2 separate regions of the Homo sapiens genome follow, and region 1 is linked to region 2. Evidence: read pairs that join two places in POLR2A ChIA-PET (ENCODE). Cell type or tissue: Caco-2. All regions are shown on one strand. Each heading gives the region's core, and the rest is flanking DNA. Links, peaks and the distances in the headings are about the cores only. Region 1 has its middle 6.3 kb from the start of MYL7. Region 2 overlaps YKT6 (YKT6 vesicular SNARE protein).

Evidence for each region. ChIA-PET counts read pairs that join two places held together with the same protein. Peaks named below come from ENCODE experiments on the same cell type or tissue, not always from the same donor. Only the 100,000 strongest peaks of a DNase experiment are listed, where the experiment ranks them.
Region 1: POLR2A ChIA-PET joins it to region 2 with 5 read pairs; 15 of 35 experiments call an interaction of 5 or more read pairs at or near these places.

Annotation. Positions count from the first base shown.
Region 1 is chr7:44,132,390-44,137,757 of GRCh38, reverse strand. No RefSeq gene overlaps it. Among named protein-coding and RNA genes, the nearest start is that of MYL7, 6.3 kb to the left of the region's middle. In Caco-2, for the core only: no CTCF peak of the experiment used is centred there; no DNase peak of the experiment used is centred there.
Region 2 is chr7:44,213,271-44,218,638 of GRCh38, reverse strand. YKT6 (YKT6 vesicular SNARE protein) reads right to left here. Exons shown (of 7, transcript NM_006555.4): 7 at 4,345-5,368. CAMK2B (calcium/calmodulin dependent protein kinase II beta) reads left to right here. Exons shown (of 24, transcript NM_001220.5): 24 at 1-1,485. Among named protein-coding and RNA genes, the nearest start is that of YKT6, 15 kb to the right of the region's middle. RefSeq lists a silencer at 27-339 and enhancers at 80-625, 626-1,173, 3,583-4,498. In Caco-2, for the core only: a CTCF peak has its summit at 4,088; DNase peaks (open chromatin) are centred at 2,278 and 4,108.

The DNA of each region.
Region 1 (5,368 bases), core at 323-5,322, 81 kb after region 2:
TACTAAATTGAAACTTGAGACTTTCTGGAATTATGGCATTTTCTGTTGCTTAGAGAGATTACAAAAGTCACGAACTGCCTGAGTTTCCATCCTGAAAGCAGGCCACCAGCCCACTCCACTGACCATGCTGGAACAGTGGATGAACAAAATCAAGTACCATTAGGATTCTACCACATGAGTCTGCTTGTTCAACAAGCTGATTTCATAAAGTAAGGGATCATGTTATAATCCAAGCTCTACAGGGGTAAATTGTGAAAGACTAAAATGAACCAAAAAGATCATAGGTGTCCAGTTATCTGATTTGATGGGGTGTCTGAACCTTTTGTTATCTTTGAGCTGTTTCAAAACTCTCTAAATTATTATTATTATTTTTGAGACAGAGTCTCTCTCTGTCACCCAGGCTGGAGTGCAGTGGCATGATCTCAGCTCACTGCAACCTCCACCTCCCAGGTTCAAGTGATTCTCATGCCTCACCCTCCCAAGTAGCTAGTATTACAGATGGGCACACCTTGCCTGGCTAATTTTTGTATTTTTAATAGAGACGTGGTTTCACCATGTTAGCCAGGCTGGTCTCGAACTCCTGACCTCCGTTGATCCACCTGCCTCTGCCTCCCAAAGTGCTGGGATTACAGGGGTGAGCCACCGTGCCCTGCCACAACTCTAAATTATAACTAATAGCAAGGCAATGGTTCTTCTCTATTAACGTGCAAATAAATGTTGTCCAGTGGAAGCACAACTGATTTTTCCCTTCTCTGTGGAAGAAGCCAATTTTGCATCTATTAAGCAAATTCATCTGGGCATTCCTAACCGTCTACACATGCACCGGCTCTTTGAATTCTTCTCTGAACCAGGCCCAGGAATAAGCCACAAGATGAGCACTGCCCAGCTCCTTGGGCTGTCACATCTTATTGATTCCCACATGAATTCACAAGTAAATAAAATATTTGGCGGTTGTTCACTTAGTATGCAAGTCAATATTTTGCTTTAAAAATATTATCCTTTCACACTCCTGATATAGTTGTCTGATAAGGTTAGTCCTTCCCACACCAAAACTGCCTGTATTAGTGTTGTTTGGAATAAACTGAGGGTAGAATGTATATGGTGTGTGTATGTGGTGTGTGTGTTTGTGTGTGTGTGTGTGTGAGAGAGAGAGAGAGACAAAAGAGAGAGACAGAAGGATAGAGAGAAACAGATGGGCACAGACCCAGGACATGAGTTCAGCCTACACTGACCAATATGACAGCCACTGGCCACTTGAAATGTGGTGTGAGTTGGGATATGCCAAAAGTGTAAAATGCACACAATATTTTGAAGATTTCATACAAAAAAGAATGCAAACATCTCATTAATAACTTTTATATAGATCACATGTTGAAATGATAATGTTTTGGATATTAGATTATTACTAAAATTAATTTCACCTATTTCTTTTCACTTTTTAAATGTGGCTACTAGAATATTTAGAATTCCATAAGTGGCTTGCATTTCTGGCTTTCACTCCTGTTGGAAAGCACTGAGTTAGACTGTGTAGTACGTCTATTTAAGACTGCAGTTTCCAGGCCGAACACCGTGGCTCACGCCTATAATCCCAGCACTTTGGGAGGCCGAGGCGGGCAGATCACCTGAGGTCAGGAGTTTGAGATAAGCCTGGCTAACGTGGTGAAACCCTGTCTCTACTAAAAATACAGAAATTAGCCAGGTGTGGTAGTGCATGCCTGTAGTCCCAGCTACTAGGGAGGCTGAGGCAGGAGAATCTCTTGAACCCAGAAGGGGAGGTTGCAGTGAGCCAAGATCAAGCCACTGCACTCCAGCCTAGATGACAGAGCAAGACTCCATCTCAAAAAAAAAAAAGTAGAATAAAAATAAATAAATAAATAAAGACTGCAGTTTCTGGGAGACTCTGAGGCAGGCATTAGCCTTCTCTGCAGAGAGTACTTGCAGCAGGGAGCAGCAGTTTTGATGTCCTCAAAAGGAGCCAATTTCATTTGGGTAGGGTTGCCTCTGAGTATTCTAGCAGTACAGACAGAAAGGAGAGAAGGCTGTTTCCAGAAAGCAGAGATCATACGAATTACTTGTGAGACCAAACTTGTTCCTCAGGTGAAGCTCAGGCATCCCTTATGTGGAGTGTCTAACAGTCTACACCTGAGGATGTTGGACATAAGGGGGTGTGAGGTGGGCATGGCTGGGGAGAGCTCTGGGAGGGGGAAAACCAGCTCCATGTTGTCCACCCACTGAAAGGAAAGCTCCCTCTGGGGGAGGTAGATGCCCCCTGGCCAGGCCTGCAGGGCCCTGCTCACTGTGAGCCCTGTGTGGTCCTGGCCTGGGTCCCACCAGCCATTGCCAGGCAACAGCTCCCAGTTGGAAAACAGAGCAAGGCTCCCTCTTAGAAAAAAAAAAAAGAAAGAAAGAAAAGAAAAGAAATACAACAGGTAACTAAGCATGACGGCTCACGCCTGAAATCCCAGCTACTTGGGAGGCCAAGGCAGAGGATTGCTTGAGACTGGGAGGTTGAGGCAGCAGTGAGCCAGGATTCTGCAATTGCACTCCAGCCTGGGTGACAAAGTGAGACCCTAGTAAAAAAAAAAAAAATAGAGACAGAGAAAGAAAGACATGCAACAGGGCCAGGCGCAGTGACTCATACCTGTGATCCCAACACTTTGGGAGGCAGAGAAGGGAGGATTGCTTAAGACCAGGAGTGCAAGACCAACCTGGGCAACATGGCAAAAACCCATCTCTTCAAAAAATAAAAAAATTAGCCTGTTGTGGTGGTGCGCACCTATAGTCCCAGATATTCAGGGAGCTTGAACCAGGTCCAGGCTGCAGTAAGCCATGATCGTGCCACTGCACTCCAGCCTGGGTGACAGAGCGAGACCTTGTGAGAAAGAAAAGAAAGAAGGGAAGGAAGGAAGGAGGGAAGGAGGGAAGGAGGGAGGAAGGGAGGAAGGAAGAATATAGGACCCAAAGGCCTAAATGCCCCTACTGTGCCCCAGTTCTGCGTGACTCAGGACCAGCCTCCTCCACACTCCCACCACCACAACCCTGCACCCTACTTGTTCCTGGGGGCCCCAAGGGGAGCCTCACCAGAAGCCTCCTCATAAACCCACTGCCCCTTACCTTTCCTGTCTTTCTAGAAGCCTCAGAAGCCTTGCCACTCTAAGGACACCTCCATCTGAGCCAAGGCGCTCGCTCCAGATGTCCCAGAGCTCCTGGTCCTGGGTGTCCCTGCCACACAACCCCCCATGGAGCCCTGCTCTGGCTCAAGCCCCCTGACTGTGCATGAGCAGGCCTGTTGCCCTCACTGGGACTGTCCAGAGCCTTCCCATCTCTCTGGAGGGACTTCCATCAGTTTCTGCCCCTTCTCCTCTGCCAAGAACTCACGTTCAGTCTGATAGCAGAAGAATCATCTGGCACCCTCCTGAATGGAACCCAGAGTACCTCCTTTGTGGACCGGTCTCTGGATTTTCCCCACTCTCTCCCTTCAGCCATGCTGATGGCAGAGAAGGTAAGAACTTCCAGCCCACTTCTCTGGCGAGGGGAACTTGTCATCTGGGTCTGCAGAGAAGGTTCCACCTTATGCTCATAGTACATTATCTTTACTATGTACTAGGATATCACATTTAAAAGGACAAAAAAGGCCAGGCAGTGGCTCATGCTTGTAATCCTAGCACTTTGGGAGGCTGAGGCAGGTGGATTACCTGAGGCCAGGAGTTCAAGACCAGCCTGACCAACATGGCGAAACCCCATCTCTATTAAAAATACAAAAATTAGCTGGGTGTCGTGGCATGTGCCTACAATCCCAACTACTTGGGAGGCTGAAGCAAGAGAATCACTTGAACCCAGGAGGCAGAGGATGCAGTGAGCTGAGATCGTGCCACTGCACACCAGCCTGGGCGACAAACCGAGACTCCATCTCAAAAAATAATAATAATAAAATACAACAAAATAAAAGAACAAAAAAAAAGAAATGTAAAATACTTGAAGGGGCTTGTATAACATTAATAGGATTGACAGTATCTGCTTTCCAGGCTGAAGTGATTCATTCATTATTCTAGACGTCTTTAGTCCTTTGCAATTTGTGGTAATTAGGCTTTTCTTTTTAACATTAAAAATATACAAAAATAAAAGGCAAAAAAAGCATCATCCCATTAGTCTGACCTTCCCCTCCTCCATCCCTGCCCCAACACCCTGAAGACCCTGGATGCAAACAAAGGCCCGAGGGAGCCTCTTCCCTCGCAGTGCAGGCCTCACCTGGGGCTCAGAGTCAGAATCTGCATTTTATTCCCTAGGACAACCTCTAGTCAGGGCAGAGGCCGGCTGTGCTGCCCAAGTGCCCTAACCCTAGCTTTGAGGCACCAGAAGGGCAAATGCAAATTAAAAATGAGAATAAGTTTATTCTCCTTGGTGAAAAAAAAAAAAAAAGACTTTCCCCTCTCCTTTTTCTTTAGAAAATCTATCATTGCAAGTTCCTTCCTGGACTTTTTTTATGTAGATCTGTTCAAAAGCTAAATAAGCCTCTTTCAAGTTTCACATCCCAGGAATGTCTCCTTAAGGACCTAGGAGCCACCATTTGAAGTGTAATCACCAAGGGAGATACATCCTTATCTCCCAGTTTCCGTGGGCAAAGGGGAGCCTAACTTTAGCCCGGTGCCTAGCTCAAGTTGCAAACACACTTCCAGTCTTAAAGGAATGAATTTATTTTTTTTCCTTTAGGCAAACCCAGGTAGCCACCACAGTTACCTGGGGATTCACAGAGAACTGTGTGTGACCACTGGTGCTGTCAAGTCCTCTTACCTGAGCACCTGTGACGTTTCCCTTGAGAACGTGTACGGGATGGGTTGCACCTGGTTATATACAAGCGTGAGACTTCTTTCTGCCTTTGTAATTTATTAGCAGATTATCTGTGATGAGCATCGCAATCTGTTTAATGCCTATTCAATAATTAAATTTTTCTTTCTCTTCTTTTGTGGAAAGGTTTTCTGCATTGGCAGGAGATTTTTGTTTTCGATTATGTCCCCAACATGCCTGATGTTCCACCCCTCAAGAGCCTCAGCCTTGCCCAGGGAGGGCATGGGGGTGAGTGGCCTCTCCCACAGAGAGTGCTGGCCAAGTTGGCCCAGGTGCGCAGCAAGGGCTGCTGCCCAAAGGCTCCCTCCTGGTTGGCATGGGTCGGGACCCTGTTGTGTTGTGTTTTCGCTCTTTTTCGTAGAGTTCAAGGGGGTCCTGCTATGTTGTCCAGACTGGTCTTGAACTGACCTCAAGGGATCCTCTCGTCTCAGCCTCCCAAAGTGCTGGGATTACTGTGCCCAGCTTTGTGTTGTATTTTCTGATCTTATCCTGCAACCTCTTGAGCCCCCAACCTGGGCCCCAG
Region 2 (5,368 bases), core at 99-5,098:
AAGAGGACTCTGCCTGGGCTGGCCCCCCTCCTGTGTGAGGTGTCTGTCCCTTCTCTGCTGGCCAGCAGCAGATGCACTGGCAGCTCCCAACCCTGTTTCCGCCCCTCGGCCCTCCCCCAGCCTGTTCGGCTTCTCTGCAGCCCGCAAGGGGGAGCAGACTTTTGACAAAGGACTGCGGGCCTCGCTCAAGTCCCTGAGCCCCCAGCTGAAGCTGGGAGGGGAGGCCAGGCTTTGTGTCTGGGCATATTCGTCTGCTGATGGGGTTTGGGGAAGCCTGGGGCTTGGGGTTTGGTCGGGTGGTGCAGCTAGTGGCAGAGCGGGATCAGAGGTGGTGGCTGCCCAGCTTCTGGGCTGAGACAAGGGTCTGTGCAGGGGTTTACTGAAGTGGGAGTGCCTTTGGAATCTGGGCCGGGAGCAGAAGGGAGCAAAAGCTACAGTGGGAGCCAGCCTAGGGCACATGGGAGGCGTGAGGGCAGTGCTGCCCGTGCAGTGTCAGGTGTGCCAGTGCCTTGGCGGGCTGCAGTGCGTGTGAGGGCACCTTCTAGGTGGGCCAGGGATGCAGCTATGGAGATAAGGCGGGCTGGGGACAGAAACAGGTGGGCACAGGGCCCAGGACACCAGCGGATGGAGGGCAGGGTCTAGCCCTGTGCTCCTGAGCGTCGGCTGCCTGGGTTCGAGGCGGTGGGTCCCCGGCCCCTTGTGATGGTGTGTACCATGGGGGAGCTCGGGGACAGGGCAAGCCCGAGCATGGTGGGGCTGCAGGGTGGGTCTGAAGCCAGGTTGGGTGGGGGTGGTCACAAGCCCTGACTGCAGAGGGTCAGGGGCTCCTGCCCCAGTGCCTGCCCACTTTCAATTCACATTGTTTTCAACAAGGATTTTCTTTATCTTCCCCTACAAATCAAGCCAAGGGAGGGGCACAGAATGGGGAACAGGACACAGGATCCTAAACTCCAAGGGGACTGTCCACCGATGAACACTCAGAGTGGACACCATCTTCCGTCCACGCTGTGCCCAGGACAGCTGTCCCCATCCATGAACACAGGGTAAACATCTGCCGGGCTCCGCACCAGTGGCTCCCTGGGCCATGGGACAGCGGCAGGGCTCACCACGGACAGCACGTGGCCCAGCAGCCGGCCACCCTGGCGTCCTGGGGCCTCCTCCCCTCCTCTCCCTCTCACCTTGTCACCTCCACGGAGCTGCCTGTCTGGGATAATTTGGGGATTTTTTTTCTGGGGGATAATTCTTTTGCATGACCCCTAAAGAGCAAGCCACACCGGTCTGCTAGCTAGGTGTCCGCGGTGTGGTGGTGGCGGCCGCTGGCCAGCGCTGCAAGGGGTCGGCTGCCCACGGTGCTGGCTGGCCTCCCCTCCTCTCTCTTTTTGCTGAGTTTCATTGTCTTTTCTTTCTGAGCCTTGTAAGTGTACAAAAATTATTCTTATTTTGTTCTGTCTCGGGAAACTGCAAATAAAAGAAAAACAGGACAAACTGCTTCAAGTGCAGCTGGGTGCTTTAGCTGGAATCCTGCCGACCTCCTGCGCCAAAATACAGACTCAAGCCCGGTCCCTGGCCAAGACCCTACTTGGGCCCCTCCTCCAATGAAAGGTAGTGCTATGGGAGCCCTGAGCTGGCCCTGACAGTCCTGAGCCCCTCTAGGGTGAACGGCTCACCCCAGGTAGGGCACTAGTCATAGATCATAGCTCTACCAGCTGTCTCCACCTCTTCCTCTGGTCCTCTGAAGTCTTCTGGGCCCAGCGCTGTCCACCCTGAATGCTGGAACTGAAACTGGATCCCAGCCCCCAACACCCCTGACCTCTCCATTCACCCCCGGTGGCCGCTAAGGATGTGGCCAGGGCAGCCTCTGGGCAGGAAGGAGCCCCAGGACCAAGACCTCTGGCTGTCCTGCTGTTTCCTTCCGCCCCTGCTACATGTATTGGCTATTCTGGATGCTGAGGACACACAGTGACCACAGAGCCGGGCTCCACCCCAGTGGATTATGCAGACAGATGGCACGCAGGCCTGTGTGGACATCAGCCTCGGGCACCAGACATAGGCAAGGCGCAAGGTGATACAGTAGGCAGCCACCATGGGGGCCAGGAGGCTCCAGCAGAGGCCACACAACCAGCCCAGAATCCAGGACAGAGAGCTGGAATGGAGACAGGGAAGCCAGATACCAGGCCAGACTGGCCAGGTGCTACAGGCCTGTGGGCCAGGCCAGGCTTGGGGACTTCGTCCTGGGTGTGAAGGAGACAGGCACCCCTGAGGCCTTCCCTCTGCATCTCCAGCCCAAGCTAAGCGCAAACTCTTAGGTTGGAGTAAGGAGTAACCCCCTGCCAAGTTTCTCCTGTCCTCAGGCTCCACCCACCACCTATGCTGCCTGGCCCCATGGGGCACACGCTCAGGCCCAGCCTGGGAAAGCAACTGCACCTGCCTGTGCTATGCTGGCCCTTCTCAGCCTCAATGCCCTCCTCCCTCCCCGACGCACCCTCGTGGCCCCCGCTGGGCCCCCTGATGCACCCTCATGTCTCCATGGCAACCTGCTCAGAGTGTGGCCCTGCCCTTGGCTCCCCTCCACACCTGTGTCCCAGGCAGTGCCACGGCACTTTCCTAAACAGAAGGATGGGCTTCAAAACAGTCCCAGACACTAAACACACCTGCATTTTGGGTCCAAGTAACTTCTGACAAGACGAGTGCCCCTACACACTCTCAGTCCTATCCACTATGGGCAAGGAGCCTGAAGGATCCCCCAGAACTGGCTAAAGCCCTCAGTCTCCTCCTCCACCCTGAGCACCTTCACGCGGCAGAGTGGCCCTGGATGTCAGCTTCTTGCTCCCCATGGTCTGCACCTGGACAGGTGCTCTCAGGTGTGTGGGTGGGCAGGTGGCAGGTCCCAAGAGCCAGGTGCAAAGAATCTAGGCCAGTGCCCACGAGTGCTGCAGTGTCTGTCCCCAGCATGGTATCTAGGGCTCCACTTGCCTATCAGCTGTAATCGGAGGAGGCTTTCCAGGCCAGGCCTCCCCCAGGAAGGCTGCAGGCACTGCGGATCGTGCGCCCTCACATGCATTATTCCTGAGGCCCTTCTGCAGATGCCATCAGGGCAGCAACTCTGATGAGGTATTAGGGCACAGCACACAGGGCTAAGCCACCCTGTACTGGGCCAAGCGCTACAGGCAAAAAGGACACCACCGACGGGCATTTCATTCATCGCTTTTATTTTTATATATTTTTGAGAGGGAGCCTCACTCTGTCGCCCAGGCTGGAGTGCAGTGGCGCGATCTTGGCTCACTGCAACTTCTCCCTCCTGGGTTCAAGTGATTCTCCTGCCTCAGCCTCCCGAGTAGCTGAGATTACAGGTGCCCGCCACCATGCCCAGCTAACTTTTGTATTTTAGTAGACATGGGGTTTCACCATGTTGGTCAGGCTGGTCTCGAACTCCCGACCTCAAATGATCTGCCTACCTCAGCCTCCCAAAGTGCTGGGATTACAGGCATGAGCCACTGCACCCGGCCCATTCATCACTTTTAAATAGCACCCTCTGAACAAAGCTCCCTGGGCCACATGACCCTAAGGGTTACCCCATCCCACCCCAACCCAGGTCTGGCAGGTCCTCAGAACAGGAAAAGCTGAGCACTGCCCAAGGCTGCTTGCTGGGCCAGTCAGAGAGGTCTCTGCCTTCCAGGATCAGAAGTACAGGCTGAAAGCAGCCTTGGGCCCGCCTCCCTGGGAGGCTACAGAGGCTTCAGAGGGTTCCCTGAACTCAAAACCAGATGTGAGACTTGAATTTGACTTACCCCTGGTTCACCTCCCAACCAAAGCAGGGGTCAGCTTTGGCTCCTCCAGGAACCAGGAAGCTTCCAGGTACCCTGTGGAGCCCCCTCTGCTCCTGAAAAGTTGCCACCTGTGCTTGGTGGGATGCCAGGTGGTCTCAGATTGACCCTGGGGTCAGCGGTGAGGGACAGGAAGCCTACAGCGGGATCAGGATGGGGATGGGGCCTCCTGTCCCATGGCTCTGCAGCTATGAGGCAGCTTTCCTAGGGTGGGTCTCCTGGCTGCAGCTAAGACCAGGCAACAGGATTCAGCAATGACAGGGCTTCTTCTACTCCAGGGCTCCCTCACCTGGTTAACAGCAAAAAAGAAAATACAGTTCCTGCTAGCAAGGTCTATAGAAAGGAGGTGAAGGAGTCAGGCCTGCAGCTACCTCTCCTGGACAGGAGCTGGTCAGGATAACTTGGACCCTTGCATGCGGCAGGCCCACAGGCACACAGCATGAGGCCACTCTCTCCCCCGGGGGAAGGGCTTGGTGAAGAAAGGATTCCCCTGAAGCACAAAGAAAGCACAGGACCACTGTGAAATTTCAAGACAACTTTATCCAGACAGGCGCCTCTCAAATAGAACACAGGGAAGTTAGGCAGCAGTTACTAAAATACAGTCTCGCCAAATGATTTACAACAGAACACAACAGGAGCAGGGGATCTGTGGGTGGGGCTGGGCTGGGCCCTCTATCTCACAGGGCCTGAGTCAAGCCAGCCCGCCCTGCAAGGCAGGGGCTGACCTGCAAGCGGAGATCTCACTTCCTCTTACCCCAAATTCATACCTCCATTTTCCCCGCCCCCATCTCTCCCCAGGGTCCTCAAGTGGGAAAGGGAGAGGTAGCATCCCTCGGATCCAGGCCCACTCCACTCCGTCTCCGGCACCAGTGGGCAGGCTGAGTCTGGGCCTCAAGGGGCCCTGGGCTTAGGGTATCTATGGCAGTAGGAAAATGACATGGACAGGCTCTTCAGGGGTAGGCTAAAGTCCTCTGGCCAGCAGTACCCAGAGAAAATGGGCAGCAGCAGGTAAACCAGCCAGGAGGTGGAGTCCTCTGAACCCACAGCAGACCCCACCCTCCTGCCCAGCCCCTGCCCACATTGGGGGTCAGGACCACTGAGACTCTGGTCAGGACAGTGGGTGCTCTCAGCAGTGTGGCAAGCTCAGAGCAGAGCTCCCAAGGACCATACCACACTGGTTCAAAACCCATAGGTGACACCATCCCAGCAGAAGCTTCCATGGGTGCTGGATCCCAGGGCTGCATCCTGAGCACAGGTGGGCAGACTGGAACATAACACTAGGACCCAAGGGATCCAGAACATTTTAGGCCCATCTCCTGGGCTGCTCCAGCCTGTTGCCATGACTTGGGCAGTGAGTGGGCCTCCTGCCAGGTGGCAGGGCACAGCTTAGACCAAACCCTTGGCCTCCCCCCTCTGCAGCTACCTCTGACCAAGAAGGAACTAGCAAGCCTATGCTGGCAAGACCATAGGTGGGGTGCTGGGAATCCTCGGGGCCGGCTGGCACCCACTCCTGGTGCTCAAGGGAGAGACCCACTTGTTCAGAT